2 separate regions of the Homo sapiens genome follow, and region 2 is linked to region 1. A link is a loop called in an ENCODE intact Hi-C map of the cell type or tissue named here. Cell type or tissue: dorsolateral prefrontal cortex. All regions are shown on one strand.

Region 1 (8,000 bases):
AAAACAGCATGGTAATGGTACCAAAACAGAGATATAGACCAATGGAACAGAACAGAGGCCTCAGAAATAACACCACACATCTACAACCATCTGATCTTTGACAAACCTGACAAAAACAAGAAATGGGGAAAGGATTCCGTTTTTAATAAATGGTGCTGGGAAAACTGGCTAGCCATATGTAGAAAGCTGAAACTGGATCCCTTCCTTACATCTTATATAAAAATTAATTCAAGATGGATTAAAGACTTAAATATTAGACCTAAAACCATAAAAACCCTAGAAGAAAACCTAGGCAATACCATTCAGGACACAGGCATGGGCAAGGACTTCAGGACTAAAACACCAAAAGCAATGGCACCAAAAGCCAAAATAGACAAATGGGATCTAATTAAACTAAAGAGCTTCTGAACAGCAAAAGAAACTACTATCAGAAGGAACAGACAACCTACAGAATGGGAGAAAATTTTTGCAATCTACCTATCTCACAAAGGGCTAATATCCAGAATCTACAAAGAACTCAAACAAATTTACAAGAAAAAAACAAAAAACCCCATCAAAAAGTGGGCCAAGGATATGAACAGACACTTCTCAAAAGAAGACATCTATGCAGCCAACAGACACATGAAAAAATGCTCATCATCACTGGTCATCAGAGAAATGCAAATCAAAACCACAATGAGATACCATCTCACACCAGTTAGAATGGCAATCATTAAAAAGTCAGGAAACAACAGATGCTAGAGAGGATGTGGAGAAACAGGAACACTTTTACACTGTTGGTGGGAGTGTAAATTAGTTCAACCATTGTGGAAGACAGTGTGGCGATTCCTCAAGAATCTAGAACTAGAAATACCATTTGACCCAGCAATCCCATAACTGGGTATATACCCAAAAGATTATAAATCATGGTACTATAAAGACACATTCACACATATGTTTACTGTGGCACTATTCACAATAGCAAAGACTTGGAACCAACCCAAATGTCCATCAATGACAGACTGGATTAAGAAAATGTGGCACATATACACCATGGATTACTATGCAGCCATAAAAAAGGATGAGTTCATGCCCTTTGCAGGGACATGGAAGAAGCTGGAAACCATCATTCTGAGCAAACTATCACAAGGACAGAAAACCAAACACCGCATGTTCTCACTCATAGGTGGGAACTGAACAATGAGATCAATTGGACACAGGGTGGTGAATATCACACACCAGGGCCCGTCGGAGTTGGGGGGCTGGGGGAGGGATAGCATTAGGAGAAATACCTAATGCAAATGACGAGTTGATGGGTGCAGCAAAACAACATGGCACATGTATACCTATGGATTAAACCTGCATATTGTGCACATGTACCCTAGAACTTAAAGTATAAAAAAAAAATAGTATCCCTATAGACTAACAACTATTTGAAAAAGAAATCAAGGCTGGGCATGGTGGCTAACAGACAAATGAATTGCATCATTAAAAAACTTATGCACAGCAGAGCAATCAACAGAGTGAAGACAGAACCTATGGAGTAGAAGGAAATATTTGCAAACCATACATCTGACAAGCAGTTAATATTCACGATATATAAGAAACTCACACAACTCAAGAGTGTGAAAAAAAAATTTGATTAAAAATTGGGACAAAGGCAGGGCATGGTGGCTCACACCTGTAATCCCAGGACTTTGGGAGGCTGAGGCGGGCAGATAACTTGAAATCAGGAGTTTGAGACCAGCCTGGCCAACATGATGAAACCCCGTCTCTACTAAAAATACAAAAATTAGCCAGGCATGGTGGTGGGTGCCTATAATTCCAGCTACTTGGGAGGCTGAGGCAGGAGAATCGCTGCAACCCAGGACGCAGAGGTTCCAGTGAGCTGAGATCATGCCATTGCACTCCAGCCTGGGGGACAAGGGCAAAAGAAAAAAAAAATAAAAAAAAAATATAGTATATTTGAAAATTGCTAAGAGAGTAGAGTTTAAATGTCCTCATGACAAAAATAATAATTAGTGAGGTGATGGATATGTTCATCAGCCTGATTTAATCATCTCATAATGTATACATATATATAAAAACATATACACAATAAATACAATTTGTCATTTGCCAATTATATAAAAATTTAAAAAATTAACCATGTTAAAAAATAACTACAATAATAAAAAATAAACAAAAGACCAAAGATATCTGGTGTTTCCTTCCACCCAAAAATAAATCCCTTCCTTACCAAACCACACTGTAATATAAAGTGTTAGAATTAATCTCTTCTGTACCATCAGATTCTTAGACAATTTTTAGACATTTTAGAAGAGGGTAGGTCAATGGAGTATACACGGAGGAATGACCTGCACCGCCCTGTCACATCCCTTGGGGAGGAATTAGTGGGATAAATGACTATTTGGGAAGAAATGGGCCCAAGGAAAGTAAATAGTCTTAAGTTGTATAAATACAAATCATTGAATGAACAAAAAGCTAACTCACCTGAAACCTTACTTTAGGACATATAACACTTCTTCTTCCTCCTCCGGGATGCTTTTCCTGAAGGCCAGCTGGCCGGAGGGGAAAAGGAAGATAAGAATGAGGCACCAGGACCTTTCTGGATCACAAGCTACGTTAGAAAATAGCGCACACGTCCAGGCGCGGTGGCTCACAACTGTAATCCCAGAACTTTGGGAAGCCGACGGGGGCGGATCATGAAGTCAAGAGATCGAGATCACCTATGCCAACATGGTGAAATCCCGTCTCTACTAAAAATACAAAAATTAGCTGGGCATGGTGGCGTGCGCCTGTGGTCCCAGCTACTTGGGAGGCTGAGGCAGGAGAATCGCTTGAACCTGGGAACCGAGATCGCACCACTGCACTCCAGCCCTGGGCGACAGAGCAAGACTCTGTCTCAAAAAAAAAAAAAACAAAGAAAGAAAATAGGGCACACTTGTCCCCAGACCACAGTTAAAATCAATCAGAAATAAGAGGGCACAGGCATGTGAGTTTTTCAGAGAAATGCTGGAAAACTCTAGGAACTGGGGTTCTGAAACATGGAGCTGCCCCTCTCACCACCTCCCCGCCTCCCATGTCAGGTACCTCTTTCTTCCCCAAAAGGAATTCTATTCTTGAGGTTACTTCCTCTTGTCGTCCAGGTAGTGTGCACGGAGAGCACTTCTGGCTCCAAAACTGCCATCTCGTGACTTGTGAAGCCTTCTTCTTGGTCATTTTCACAATAGCGTAGAGCCTCTCACGTCACTTTGGGACCACTGCTCCCTAGCAGGTACCACATGGCTGGAAGGCCAAGGCACAGGAAGCAACGGAGACACTAGAAAGACAGGTGACATGGTCGCACACACCTGTGCTCACTCAAAAGGCCATGCACCCAGGCCCGATCCCGACCAGTCACAGCCGCACACTCGCTGGCCCTTTCACACCCACAGACGCTCACACCAGAGGGACACTGCCTGTCCCTGTCAACCTGACAGAAGTGCAAAGGCACATTTCAGAGACACGGAGACCCGTCCTGGCCGTGCCACCTCTGCAGACCCCACCAGCATTGACCTCGCACAGAACGGAGGTGCAGAGACACAGCCCGGCTGCGTCACCCCTACAGATGCCCTTACAGCCCGGCGCTATGGCCCTCATAGACGTCTACACACACCTGTGTCACAGTTTATGGGGACAGAGCCCGGCCGCGTCAACCCCGCATGCATCACGGCTTAGGGGAACGGGGCTTGTTCGCATTACCCCACAGACGAAGACAATTATCTCAGTCACTGGGCCACGGCGGGGCCCCACCAGGCAGCCTCTGGCTTATTCACACACACACACACACACACACACACACACTCACACACACTCCCACTTCCCTGCTCGCCGCTCCCGAAGCCTCAGGCCGAAGCTTCTTCATTTTAGGGCCTCCGCGTCCCGAGTGGCTCCCTCACCGCCATTCCCCGCGGAACCCTGCCCTGGCTTCCTCCTGGGAGGCAAATAGCTCCCGGCTCGAGGCCTAACCACACCCAGCACATCAGGAGGTGAAACAAGGTCTCAGGCGCAGTTGGGATAAGATCCAGGAGAAACCATTTTTAAAAATCCCGCGAGCATGAAGCACGCCCCTCAGCCGGCCACCCGGCTCGCTCCTCATTGGACTGTGCCCCAAGGCCCTCTGGGAAATGTAATGCGAAACCAGAGAAGCTTCGACGCAGCTGGAAGGGCGCCCGTCAGTGTTTCCCAGCATGCAACTCTACACGGCGCAAATGGAGCCGTGACCCAGAGGCCTCTGGGAAATGTAGTCCATAACCCGGAAATCCACAGAGTTGGAAGCGGCTGTCAGGATTTCCCAGCATGCAACTCTACGCGACCCTAAGGGCGTCCTGCCTTGAGGGCTTCTGGGAAATGTAGCTCATAACCCGGGAATCGACGTATCTGGAAGGGCGCCCATCAGTGTTTCCCTGCAGGCAACTGCACACGGCCCTAATGGAGCCATGCCCCAGAGACCTCTGGGAAATGCTCACTACGCGGGAATCCTTAGCGCTGGAAGCGCGGCCGTCAGAATGCTTTTCGTCGGTGTCTCCTCCCACTGTTAGAGCAGCTGCACCCCCCATAGACTTCTGGGAAAGCGTATTTCAGACTGGCAGAATCTTCAAATGCTGGAAGCCCTGTCGGCCTTCTCCTGCCCTGAAACTTTGCTTGCTCCTAAGGCGCACCACAAAAAATTCCTGGGAAAAGTGGTTCAGGCTCTAGGGGCCTACAGTTATAATTGCTTACAACTTGCATTTGGGATCCGTCCATAGGGAAGGCGTGTCCCCGCGTCCTTCTGGGAAGGAAATGTAGTCTGAAACGACCAGAAATCACGCCTGTAATCTCAGCACTTTGGGAGGCCGAGGCGGGTATATCACCTGAGATCAGGAGTTCGAGACCCTCCTGCCCAACATGGTGAAACCCCATCGCTCTAAAAATGCAAAAATTAGCCAGGCGTGGTGGTGTGTGCCTGTAATCCCAGCTACTTGGGAGGCTGAGGGAAGAGAATCGCTTGAACCCAGGAGGCAGAGGTTGCAGTGAGCCGAGATCACACCACTGCACTCCAGCCTGGGCGATAAGAGTGAAACAATGTCTCAAAATAATAATAATAATAATAATAAGCCCGGAAAGCTTAAAAGCTGTGATTTGGGAAAAGTTCAAAAATTTCCCAGCATGCAACATGGCCCTCCTTAGAAAAGAGCTGTGCCTCCAGAGCGTTCTTGGAAATACAGCCCCGAGCTGGAAATGCCTCTAGAAAGTGTTAGGTAGGGTGTTTACATGTGAGATTTTGGGGACGTTTCAGCACTGCCCTTTCCCCCACCCCCCAGTAGATTGGGGAGCTCCAGGCATGTGTGTAGGGACCTTGAGTAGGTTCCACGGGAGTGACCTGGTCCTGACTGGGTCTGTGCCAAGGCTCTCTCTGTAAGGGCAGGACTTTGCGTTTCGTTCTCTGATGCTGTCCCAGACTTGGGAGCACTGCCTGGCTCTTCAGATGTCTCTGTGAGTGTTACCTTGGTATGGGCGGGAGAGGCCTGGGCTGTATGGCTTGCTGCCCGGCAGGATATTGACAAGATGTTCTTATGATCAGGCGGTTTGGCCCTTTTTCCGGTGGGATCTCATCAGGATGTTCCTTGGACCTTTGCCAAGAAAGATATGATAGGGATGGTTTTTGTAGTTGGGCCTTTGCCCAGTAGGACATGATGAGAATGTTTCTTTAATTGGGTCTTTGTTCGCCTTGTGGTCAGGTGGTTAGGCAGGATATTTCTCACTGCCTGAACCCCTGTGAAATGTTTCACTTTGACCAAGGTCTGCAAAAGAGCAGGGGGCTTCCGAAATGGTGCAATTTAGACAAACACTGGGGTGTGAGATGCTTTGCCCTAAAAAATATATGCTGTTGTTGGGAGAGAATCATTGGTGGGTGTGACTGGATTTGTGATTGTGTGGACTCATCAGGGAGCCTCCTGGAGCTCAGGTAAGGGAGGGCGCCTGTGAGGTTTTTGGCCTTCATTATGACATGGATGAGATTGTATGTTTCTATGAACGTGTGGGTAAGACTACTGTATAGAGTACCCTTGACATAAGTAACTCCATCTTAGAAAAAGACTCCATCTTGCATTCCACAGGGCACTTTGCCAACAGGGACAAGATGTTTTGCTTAATAAATAAATAATAAAGACTGCATCCAACCAGATAAGGATATAAACAAGCACATTCTTCCACCATCTGTCCTCCCCAGAGGACTCTGTGGCCATAAAAGGAGCAAGGCTTCAGTGGCTTGAAATAACCATCTTAACTGCAACCGTCCTGCTGTCATTTGTGATGAGCACTTGGCATCTGCTGCTGAAGCCTCAAAGACTTCTTGCAAGACCAATGGGCCTGCCCAGCCCTGACCAAGGGTTTTGTTACTCTCCTTGGACTGACTTGTTAACCCTTTTCTCCTATCTCTTTTCTCTTGATGTTAAACATTACTTTGTTTATTGTGAAATGTTTAATCTATAACATTTATATATATTGATTAAGTACACTACTATGTATGGTTTGCAATATTGACTGACTTGTGAAGTGGCTTGAGCCTGCGTGTCTATGGCTCTGACTACCAAGTGAAGGGGCAGTACCAAAGAGAATTGCCTTGTATTAGTCAGGGTTCTCCAGAGAGACAGAACTAATAGGATATATGTCTATAGGAAAGGAAGTTTATTAGGGAGAATTGGCTTAGACGATCACAAGGCCCAGTCCCATGATAGGCCATCTGCAAGCTGAGGAAAAAAGAAGCCAGTAGTGGCTCAGTTCAAGTCCAAAAGCCTCAGAAGCAAGGAAGCCAACTGTGCAGTCGTCAGCCTGTGGCCAGAGGCCACAGGGCCCCCGGCAAACCACCAGTGTAAGTCTAAGAGTCCAAAGACCAAAGAACCTGGAATCTGATGTCCAAGGGCAGGAGAAGCAGAAGGAAGCATCCAGCACGGGAGAAAGATGAAAGCCAGAAGACTCAGCAAGCAAAGGTATCCCACCTTCTTCTGCCTTCTGTGTTCTACCTGAGCTGGCAGCCAATTGCATGGTGTCCACCTACATCGAGGGTGGGTCTTCCTCTCTCCATCCACTGACTCAAACATCAGTCTCCTCTGGCAACACCCTCACAGATACACCCAGAAACAATCCTTTACCAGCTGCCTAGGCTTCCTTCAATCCAATCAAGTTGACACTTAATATTAACCATCACAAGCCTCTTTGGGAACTCCAGGCGGCTCATGGCTTTTGTGATTGAAATAGCATCAATCAAAGCCTGACACTGTGGAAAGATACAAACGTGTGTGGACCTGGTTATCTCTGGACCACTGGTGGTTTGCTGGGGGCTCTCGGGCCTTTGGCCACAGGCTGAAGGCTGCACTGTTGGCTTCCTTGCTTCTGAGGCTTCTGGACTTGGACTGAGCCACTACTGGCTTCTTTCTTCCTCAGCTTGCAGATGGGTTATCATGGGACTTTGCCTTGTGATCGTGTGAGCCAATTCTCCCTAATAAATCAGAGATAAACCAAATCTCAGCAGACTTGAACCTGCGTGGGGAGAGTAATGAAGACATAAACAGTCTCCTGGTCTGGGCTGAGTTGTCTGTTGATCTTGCAAAGAAGAATCTTTGATGTGGGTAGAAACTTTGGCAGCAGATGTCAAGTGCTTATCACAAATGACAGCAGGATGGTTGGCAGTTAAGATGGCCGTTTTGAGCTGCTGAAGCCCAGCTTCTTTTATGGCCAGAGTCCTGTGGGGAGGACTGATAGTGGAAGAATGTGCTTGTTTATGTCCTTATCTGCTTGGATGCAGTCCTTATTATTTATTTACTAAGCAAAACATCTTGTCCCTGTTGGCAAAGTGCCCCATGAAATGTAAGATGGAGTCTTTTTCTAAGATGGAGTTACTTATGTCAAGGGTGCTCCATACAACTACTAACTATACAACTACTATACAACTCTGTACATCAGGTGTTTTCATTTTGATGGTTGTGCTGTTGTGCGCG
Region 2 (8,000 bases), 140 kb before region 1:
AAAATTAAAACCCAGGAGGCCAAGATCCAGCCTTTAAAGCTGAGCTTAATTAATCCTAACCACAGGTGACAGAGCTATGCTGCCAGCCTCGTCTTACTTCACCCCAGATGTGCGGGTCATTTGTTAATTTTTTTATTTAAAAAATTTTTTTAAAATTATTATTGTTTTTTTGAGACAGAGTTTCACTCTGGTTGTCCAGGCTAGAGTGCAGTGGTATGATCTTGGCTCACTGCAGCCTCTGCCTCCAGGGGTCAAGTGATTCACCTGCCTCAGCCTCCCGAGTCACTGGGATTACAGGCGCGCACCACCATGCCTGGCTAATTTTTTTATTTTTAGTAGAGATGGGGTTTCACCATGTTAGCCAGCCTGGTCTCGAACTCCTGGCCTCAAGTAATCCACATACCTCGGCCTCCCAAAGTGCTAGCTCACTTCAGCCTCAACCTCCTGACCTTAAGGGATCCTCCCACTTCAGCCTCCTGAGTCAAAGTTGTTGGGATTATAGGAATGAGCCACCACACCCAGCTACGTTTTTTTTCAATTTTAGATCTCCTCGTGTTACCTAGGCTGATCTGGAACTCCCAAGCTCAAGCAATCCTCCCATCTCAGCCTCCCAAAGTGCTGGGATTACAGTCCTGAGTTACCACACCCAGACAATTACTGGAAGAGTCAATGTTGTCACCACTCCCCAATTTCTGTATGTAATTTCCTCCCAACCAGGATACCCTGCCCCCTCCCCTCAAAGTTCCTCCACTGGGCCAATATCCTTGCATCTATTCAACTCACAATTTTAAAGTCACGTCTTCAAGAGGAAGCCAGCACCCTCGTACCCAGGTGATGGCCCCTGTCACGGCAGCCTATAAACCTACTCACAGTACAGTACAATTGACGTGGAATCATCAGTTGCAATAATTATCTGTGCACGCCTTTGCTTAGTATTTACCTTCCTGGGGTTTATAACACACCCATACGCATGTGGAGGACAATCATTCTCCCCTCCCAACGTGGTCTAAGTGTTTGTGAAAGGTAATACTTTCCTCAGTTTGACTCCAGACTGGAACCTTGCCTGGCCAGAGCCAGGTCCTCAAAATGAACATTAATTGGAATATGAAGAAATAACAAAGAATGGGCAGGAGGCAGAAGGGCATCAGGACAAATAGCTAATGGCTGTGAGGCTTAATACCTAGGTCAATAGGTTCAGCAAACCACCACGGCACGCATTTACCTATGTAGCAAACCTGCACATCCCGCATGTGTATCCCAGAACTTAAATTAATGAAAAAAGAAAGAAAGAAGTAACAGAATGAGGGCCTGGCGCAGTGGCTCACGCCTGTAATCCCAGCACTTTGGGAGGCTGAGGCAGGTGGATCACCAGGTCAGAAGTTTGAGAACAGCTTGGCCAACATGGAGAAACCCCATCTCTATTAAAAATTAAAAAAATAAGCCAGGTGTGGCGGTGGGCGCCTGTAATCCCAGCTACTCGGGAGGCTGAGGCAGGAGAATTGCTTGAACCCGGGAGGTAGAGGCTGCAGTGAGCGGAGATCGCGCCATTGCACTCCAGTCTGGGTGACAGTGCCAGACTCCGTCTCAAAAAAAATAAATAAATAAAAGAAAGAAAAGAAAGAAAGAACAGAATGAACAAGCCAAAAGCTTTTTAATGCAAATTTGAAAGCTAGTGGAGGGTTTGGGAAACCAGACAGGCCTGCAGGGATCAGGGCTATTTCAGGGCTGATTTGCAAGACACTGAACTTTACCCTAATTCTATAGTCACCCCGCCCCCTCCAAACACCCCTAAATACAGGCGAGCGCTCTCTGAATGAAGCTTTCTTTCTCTCTTTTTCCAAATACCCAGCCTTCAAAGAGATGAATGGATTTCTTTGTGACACTCTATTTACTGTTTTAGAACCTTCACTCCCTAAACTCTTCATTCTTCCTGAAAATCTTTTATGGATCATCTCGGGGCTGTAATCCCATTCTGTGGAGAGCAGGAAGTTTTTTAAAAGGTCCCCAATCACTTTTTAGCCGGGGGGCGAGGAGAAACCAAGGGAAGTTGGGAGAGAGAAATTCTTCCTTTCTTTTTTTTTTTGAGACAGGGTCTCAACTGCCTCCCAAGCTAAAGTTTACTGGTACAATCAAGGCTCACTGCAGCTTCAACCCACTCCTGGGTTCAAACAGTCCTTCTACCTTTGACTGCCAAGTAGCTGGGACTACACCATGCGTCTGTAATTTTTTTATTTTTTGTAGAGACGGGGGCAGGGGGGAGGGGTCTCACTATGTTGCCCAGGCTGGTCTTAAACTCCTGGGCTCAAGTGATCCGCCTGCCTTGGCCTCCCAAAATGTTGGGATTACAGGCGTGAATCACCTGAGCTCACCTCAGCTTTAATACTGAATATTAAGCTCCTTGAGAAGTTGGATGTATCCATTTTGTCCACCAAGGCATCCTGATACTTAAAAGGATTCCATGTGTGTTTTCAGTTCTGGGTTTAGAATGTCTTCATCTACATGAGGAAAACCACCTCCACTTCCTGTATTTGTCTCAAAAGTCACCTTTGATTTGGTGATTCCTCAGAAAGTTAAATATCACTTCAGTTAAGTTTAGGGGGGAAAAAGTTAAACACAGAATTACAGAATGATCTACTGGGCGCGGAGGCTCATGCCTGTCATCCCAGCACTTTGAGAGGCTGTGGCGGGCGGATCACGGGGTCAGGAGTTCAAGACCAGCCTGGCCAACATAGTGAAACCCCGTCTGTACTAAAAATACAAAAAATAAAAAAAAAATTAGCAGGTTGTGGTGGCAGGCACCTGTAATCCCAGCTCCTCACTGCAGGAGAGTCGTTTGAGCCCAGGAGGCGGAGGTTGCAGTGAGCCAAGATCACACCATTGCACTCCAGCCTGGGAGTGAGACTCTATCCCACCCCCAGCAAAAAAAAAAAAAAAAAAAAGGAGGAATTGCAGAATGATCTAGCAATGTCACCCCGGGTATATCCAAAAGAAGTGAAACAGGGTCTTTTTTTTTTTTTTTTTAACTTAGGGCTACCTCGTCTCTCCAGTAAAAAGCAGGGTTTGGGCCAGCGTGGTCGCTCATGCCAGTAATTCCAACACTTTAGGAGGCCAAGGCGGGTGGATCACCTGAGGTCAGGAGTTCAAGACCAGCCTGGCCAACATGGTGAAACCCTATCTCTACTAAAAATACAAAAATTAGCCGGGCATGGTGGCACGCGCCTGTAATCCCAGCTCTTCAGGAGGCTGAGGCAGGAGAATTGCTTGAACCTGGGAGGCGGAGGTTGCAGTGAGCCGAGATCACGCCACTGCACTCCAGCCTGGGTGACAGAGCAAGACTCTGTCTCCAAAAAAAGTTTGATTTGGTACTATCACGGAGATCATAATTTAAAAAAAATTATATATATATATATATATATATATATATATATATATATATATATGTATACGCACAATTACAAATAAATAAATAAATAATAAAGTTTGACTTTTTCCCCAACTGACATTTGACTTCATATAATTCAGTTCCATTTAAATGACTTCAGAAGCTTCTAGGCTGTGGAAAGGGGCTCCCTCTCCTGGTTAAGATCTGCCAGCTCTTACAAGTTCCTTTTCAGGTCTACAAACCACTCCGCCCTTGTGCAGCCGTCACAGCCCTCCCTGCTTATCTCAAGACAGACTCTAGGTTAACTGGTGAATAGAGCTTTACTGAGCTATGTGCAGAGAAAACACGGAAGATTACAGCACAAAAAGAAACAACGGAAGCCTGAATATCAGACGTCATTGTTCAGAAATTCTTCAGGTTTAATGCATTCTCTGGGGTCTCACAGACTGTCCTTTGGTCCTTTTCTGTCTTTTTTTTTTCCTTAAATACTCTCCTATCCAGCCTCTCTCATCTTGTAGCCCCATCCGTACCCGCTGTGATGGTAGGACCCATTATTTCCTGAGCAAGTCTGATCTACCTCTTCTGAAGATTCCAGATCTCAAACAACTGCCATCTCTGGATCTCAGTCCCTTTTGCGTTGGAACAATCTTTCCACACCAGAGGGGATCCCTTTTTAGGTTACTATGCCCAACAGTTCTCACTTTATCTTCAATTCTCCATTCTAGGCTATGTTTTGGAAATTGTCTTTCATAGCTATAAGACAGAGAAAGGCTATGCAAAACTACATAACATGGCTACATAATATCAACATTTATTTATTTACTTACTTTTTTTTTTTTTAAACAGAGTCTCACTCTGTCACCCAAGCTGGAGTGCAATGGCACAATTTCAGCTCACTGCAACCTCCGCCTCCCGGGTTCAAGCGATTCTCCTGCCTCAGCCTCCTGAGTAGCTGGGACCACAGGCGCCCGCCACCATACCTGGCTAATTTTTTTATATTTTTAGTAGAGACGGGGTTTCGCCATGTTGGCTAGGCTGGTCTCGAACTGACCTCTGGTGATTCGCCAGCCTTGGCCTCCCAAAGTGCTGCGATTACAGGCGTGAGCCACCGCACCCAGCCATGGAGAGGCACTTGCCATAAACAAGACCAAACCCATGTTAACACAGAGAAAGCGCCAAAAACCTCCAGAGAAAAGAACAGAGGGAAACAGGCCAGATCGGACCTTAGGGAGCTGCTAGTTCAAGATCTGCATAAAATGAGAAGTGGCTGCTGAATTTGATTCAGAGTCAATGCAATGCCCCTTCCTCCTGATTCAGTTTCGCTATGAGAAAATGCAGGCCCACATCTTTGTGGAGAATGCCAGCATCGCCTAGGCACTGAAGAATGTCAGTGGCAAGATTAGGGATGAGGATAACAAAAAGATGTCAATCTTTGTCAACCCCACTGATACCCCCTGCAGAGAAAGCTGAAGTCGGAAAAGGCAAAGCAGATAAAGCTGATGGTGAAGAAGCGATGTGATTCCTCCCAGTCCAGTCTTGACAGCCAGAGACTCCCGTTTGACCCAGACCTGGTGACCAGTGACTCTAAGACGGCATCGAAACCTAGAAAGTGCATGGCTGCCTTTCTGCACGTCCTCCAAGACAACATGCCTGAGGCGGAGTCTGTAGGACAGATGGACAGGGGAAAGGGCTGGAGCCAGGAGACGTGTGCAGACAGGAACTTCCTGTCTACCACTTTCCCGGACAAACAAGTCTAGCAACATAACCTCCATCCTGGAATTGTTCCCCAAATTATTATGCCTGGATGGTCAGCCATCACCTAGACCAACTCTGTGTGGTATTGAAGCCCTCAAGGTTACCAACTTGCAAGGGAAGCTTCTTTGGATGTGACATGCTGCAGAACCTGCTCCTGCAATTTCTGCAGTAATAATTGCTTGCTCTACGTCCACGGAGATTTCTGCAGTAATAATCGCTTGATCTACGTCTACGGAATGGCACAGGGCGTGTATCTTACTGTGAGCCCATGCATTGCCAGATCTCCATCTTGCCACTGATGGCACGATGAACGGTACATGCCAGCACTGACTGGTTTGGACCAATTGCTAGATCTCCTTTGTAAATACCCAACATCCTGCTCTACTTTGAACTGGGTTACCTTGGTGACTGTACCTATGGTGTGTCCTGAAGGCAGTGACCTTTCACCAGTGTCCACCCAGGGCACTCATGAGTGCCCTGTCAATCTCTAGCAGTCTCCTAGCTGCTTACCATGACGGGGCCTGCCTCTGCCTGACCACTCCCCTCACCCAGAGAAACCAGCCTGGTACAGGTAGTTCAAAAATAGCAGGAAGGCTGGGTATGGTGGCTCATGCCTGTAATCCCAGCACTTTGGGAGGTTGAGGAGGGTGGATCACCTGAAGTCAGGAGTTCAGGACCAGCCTGGCCAACATGGGGAAACCCTGTCTCTACTTAAAAGATAAAATTTAAAAACATACAAAAAAAAAAAATTAGCCAGCGATGTGGCATGAGCCTGTAATCCCAGCTACTTGGAAGCCTGAGGCAGGAGACTCACTTGAATCTGGGGTACAGACGTTGCAGTGAGCCAAGATCCCGCCACTACACTCCAGCCTGGGCAACAGAGTGAGACTCCATCTCAAAAAAATAAAATTTAAAAAGACCAGACTGGTCAACATAATGAGACCCCGTCTCTATAAAAAAATAAAAGAGAGTGGTGTTGTCTGTTATGTCAAAAAAAATTTTTTTTAAAAAGAAAAAGCGGCTGGACATGGTGGCTCCCACCTGTAATCCCAACACTTTGGGAGGCCAAGGAAGGTGATCACCTGAGGTCAGGAGTTCGAGATCAGCCTGGGCAACACGGCAAAACCCTGTCTCTACAAAAAAAAAAAAAAAAAAAAATACAAAAATTGGCTGGGTGCAGTGGCTCACACCTGTAATCCCAGCGCTTTGGGAAGCCTAGGCGGGCAGATCATTTGAGGTCTGGCCATTCCTGGCCAACATGGCAAAACCTCGTCTCTACTAAAAATACAAAAATTAGGCGGGCGTAGTGGCAGGCGCCTGTAATCCCAGCTACTTGAGAGGCTGAGACAGGAGAATTGCTTGTACCAGGGAGGTGGAGGTTGCAGTGAGCCGAGATTGCGCCATTGCACTCCAGCCTGTGCAACAGAGCAAGACTCAGTCTCAAAAAACATAACACAAACAAACAAAAATATTAGCCAGGCGTGGTGGCTGGCATCTGTGATCTCAGCCACTCAGGAGGCTGAGGTGAGAGGATCACTTGACCCCAGGAGGCAGAGGCTGCAGTGAGCCAAGATTGCACCATTACACTACAACCTGGGCAACAGAGTGAGACCCTGTCTCCAAAAAAAAAAAAAAAAGAAAGAAAGAAAGAAAAAGAAGACTCCTTTTCTAATGATAGGGTGGAATGGCACAGGGCGTGTATCTTACTGTGAGCCATGCATTGCCAGATCTCCATCTTGCCACTGATGGCACGATGAACGGTGCATGCCAGCACTGACTGGTTTGGACCAATTGCTAGATCCCTTTGTAAATACTGAACATCCTGCTCTTCTTTGAACTGGGTTACCTCGGTGACTGTACCTATGGTGTGTCCTGAAGGCAGTGACCTTTCACCAATGTCCACCCAGGGCACTCATGAGGAGAATCCGGTGGTCTGGAGATGGAAGTTTGGAGAGGATTAAGGAGGGCTGCTGCAGAAGGCAAGGGCAGGTGCGAGGCCCCTTTAACAAGATGGAGTTCTAACAAGGAATTCAACCCCCAAAGACAGAGAGAGGAATGTCCTAGGAGTCAGAGAAGACCTGACTTCCCATTCTCACTGATACCTGACACCCAGGGAGCTATTGCTTTTCTTTTTTCTTTTTTTTCGAGATAGGGTCTTGCTCTGTCACCCAGGCTGGAATGCAGTGGTGCGATCTTGGCTCACTGCAACCTCTGCCTCTTGGGTTCAAGCAATTTTCCTGCCTCAGCTTCCTGAGTAGCTGGGATTACAGGCATGCACCAACATGCCTAGCTACATAGTTGCCCATAGCCTGGGCAACAAAAAAACAAAAAAAGAAACCCTGTTTGTCCTTTCATTTCAATGTTTAATTTATGGAAAACTGGAAAATACCCCTTTAAATTTAGTCAACGTGTTTGCACACAGAATTTTTTTTGCAAGATTAGTTTTTACAAACCTTCCACAACTTGTTCAAACCGTGAGCTTATTCTTATCTAATTTAAAAATCACATAACCCTCTCAACTAGGTGAAATTTGACATTCTCCTGCCTTTTAAAAATATTTTACCAAAAACATGTTTCACTCTTCTCACACACTTTCCATGTAAAACTATTTTTTCAGTAGTTTCAATCATATGTTATAATGGTAACTAGCAACTTTTACTTTTGGTGGCTTAAATTTCCTTTCACGAACCCTTTCACGACTTTCCCAGACCATCTACAACATGCTTTGACTTTCTGACTTCTCCTTAGCATCCCCTTTTTGAACAAACCAGTTATTTTACTTTAGAACAACAATTTACCATACAAGATGCTTTCTTATAGACCAAGGAGTCTAACATGTACACGAGTCAGTGGCTCACACGAA

What was found. Hi-C counts contacts between places; a loop is a spot of excess contacts. Peaks named below come from ENCODE experiments on the same cell type or tissue, not always from the same donor. Only the 100,000 strongest peaks of a DNase experiment are listed, where the experiment ranks them.
Region 2: it touches region 1 in a loop (2.8-fold over the local background); 2 of 110 quality-filtered maps call a loop at or near these places.

What each region holds. Positions count from the first base shown.
Region 1 is chr19:53,517,157-53,525,156 of GRCh38, reverse strand. It overlaps a transcript of ZNF331 not described here. Among named protein-coding and RNA genes, the nearest start is that of ZNF331, 17 kb to the left of the region's middle. RefSeq lists enhancers at 3,111-3,884, 4,195-4,394, 3,885-4,658, 4,659-5,433. In dorsolateral prefrontal cortex, CTCF peaks have their summits at 4,127 and 4,335; DNase peaks (open chromatin) are centred at 3,629 and 4,366; H3K4me3 peaks cover 2,005 bases; H3K27ac peaks cover 1,345 bases.
Region 2 is chr19:53,655,102-53,663,101 of GRCh38, reverse strand. All of the region lies in intron 2 of LOC107985342 (a long non-coding RNA gene), which reads right to left. It also overlaps the pseudogene LOC100288093. Among named protein-coding and RNA genes, the nearest start is that of MIR512-1, 7.6 kb to the left of the region's middle. RefSeq lists enhancers at 982-1,871, 1,872-2,761. In dorsolateral prefrontal cortex, CTCF peaks have their summits at 1,775 and 3,570 (motif pointing left); DNase peaks (open chromatin) are centred at 1,710 and 3,601; H3K4me3 peaks cover 814 bases; H3K27ac peaks cover 1,178 bases.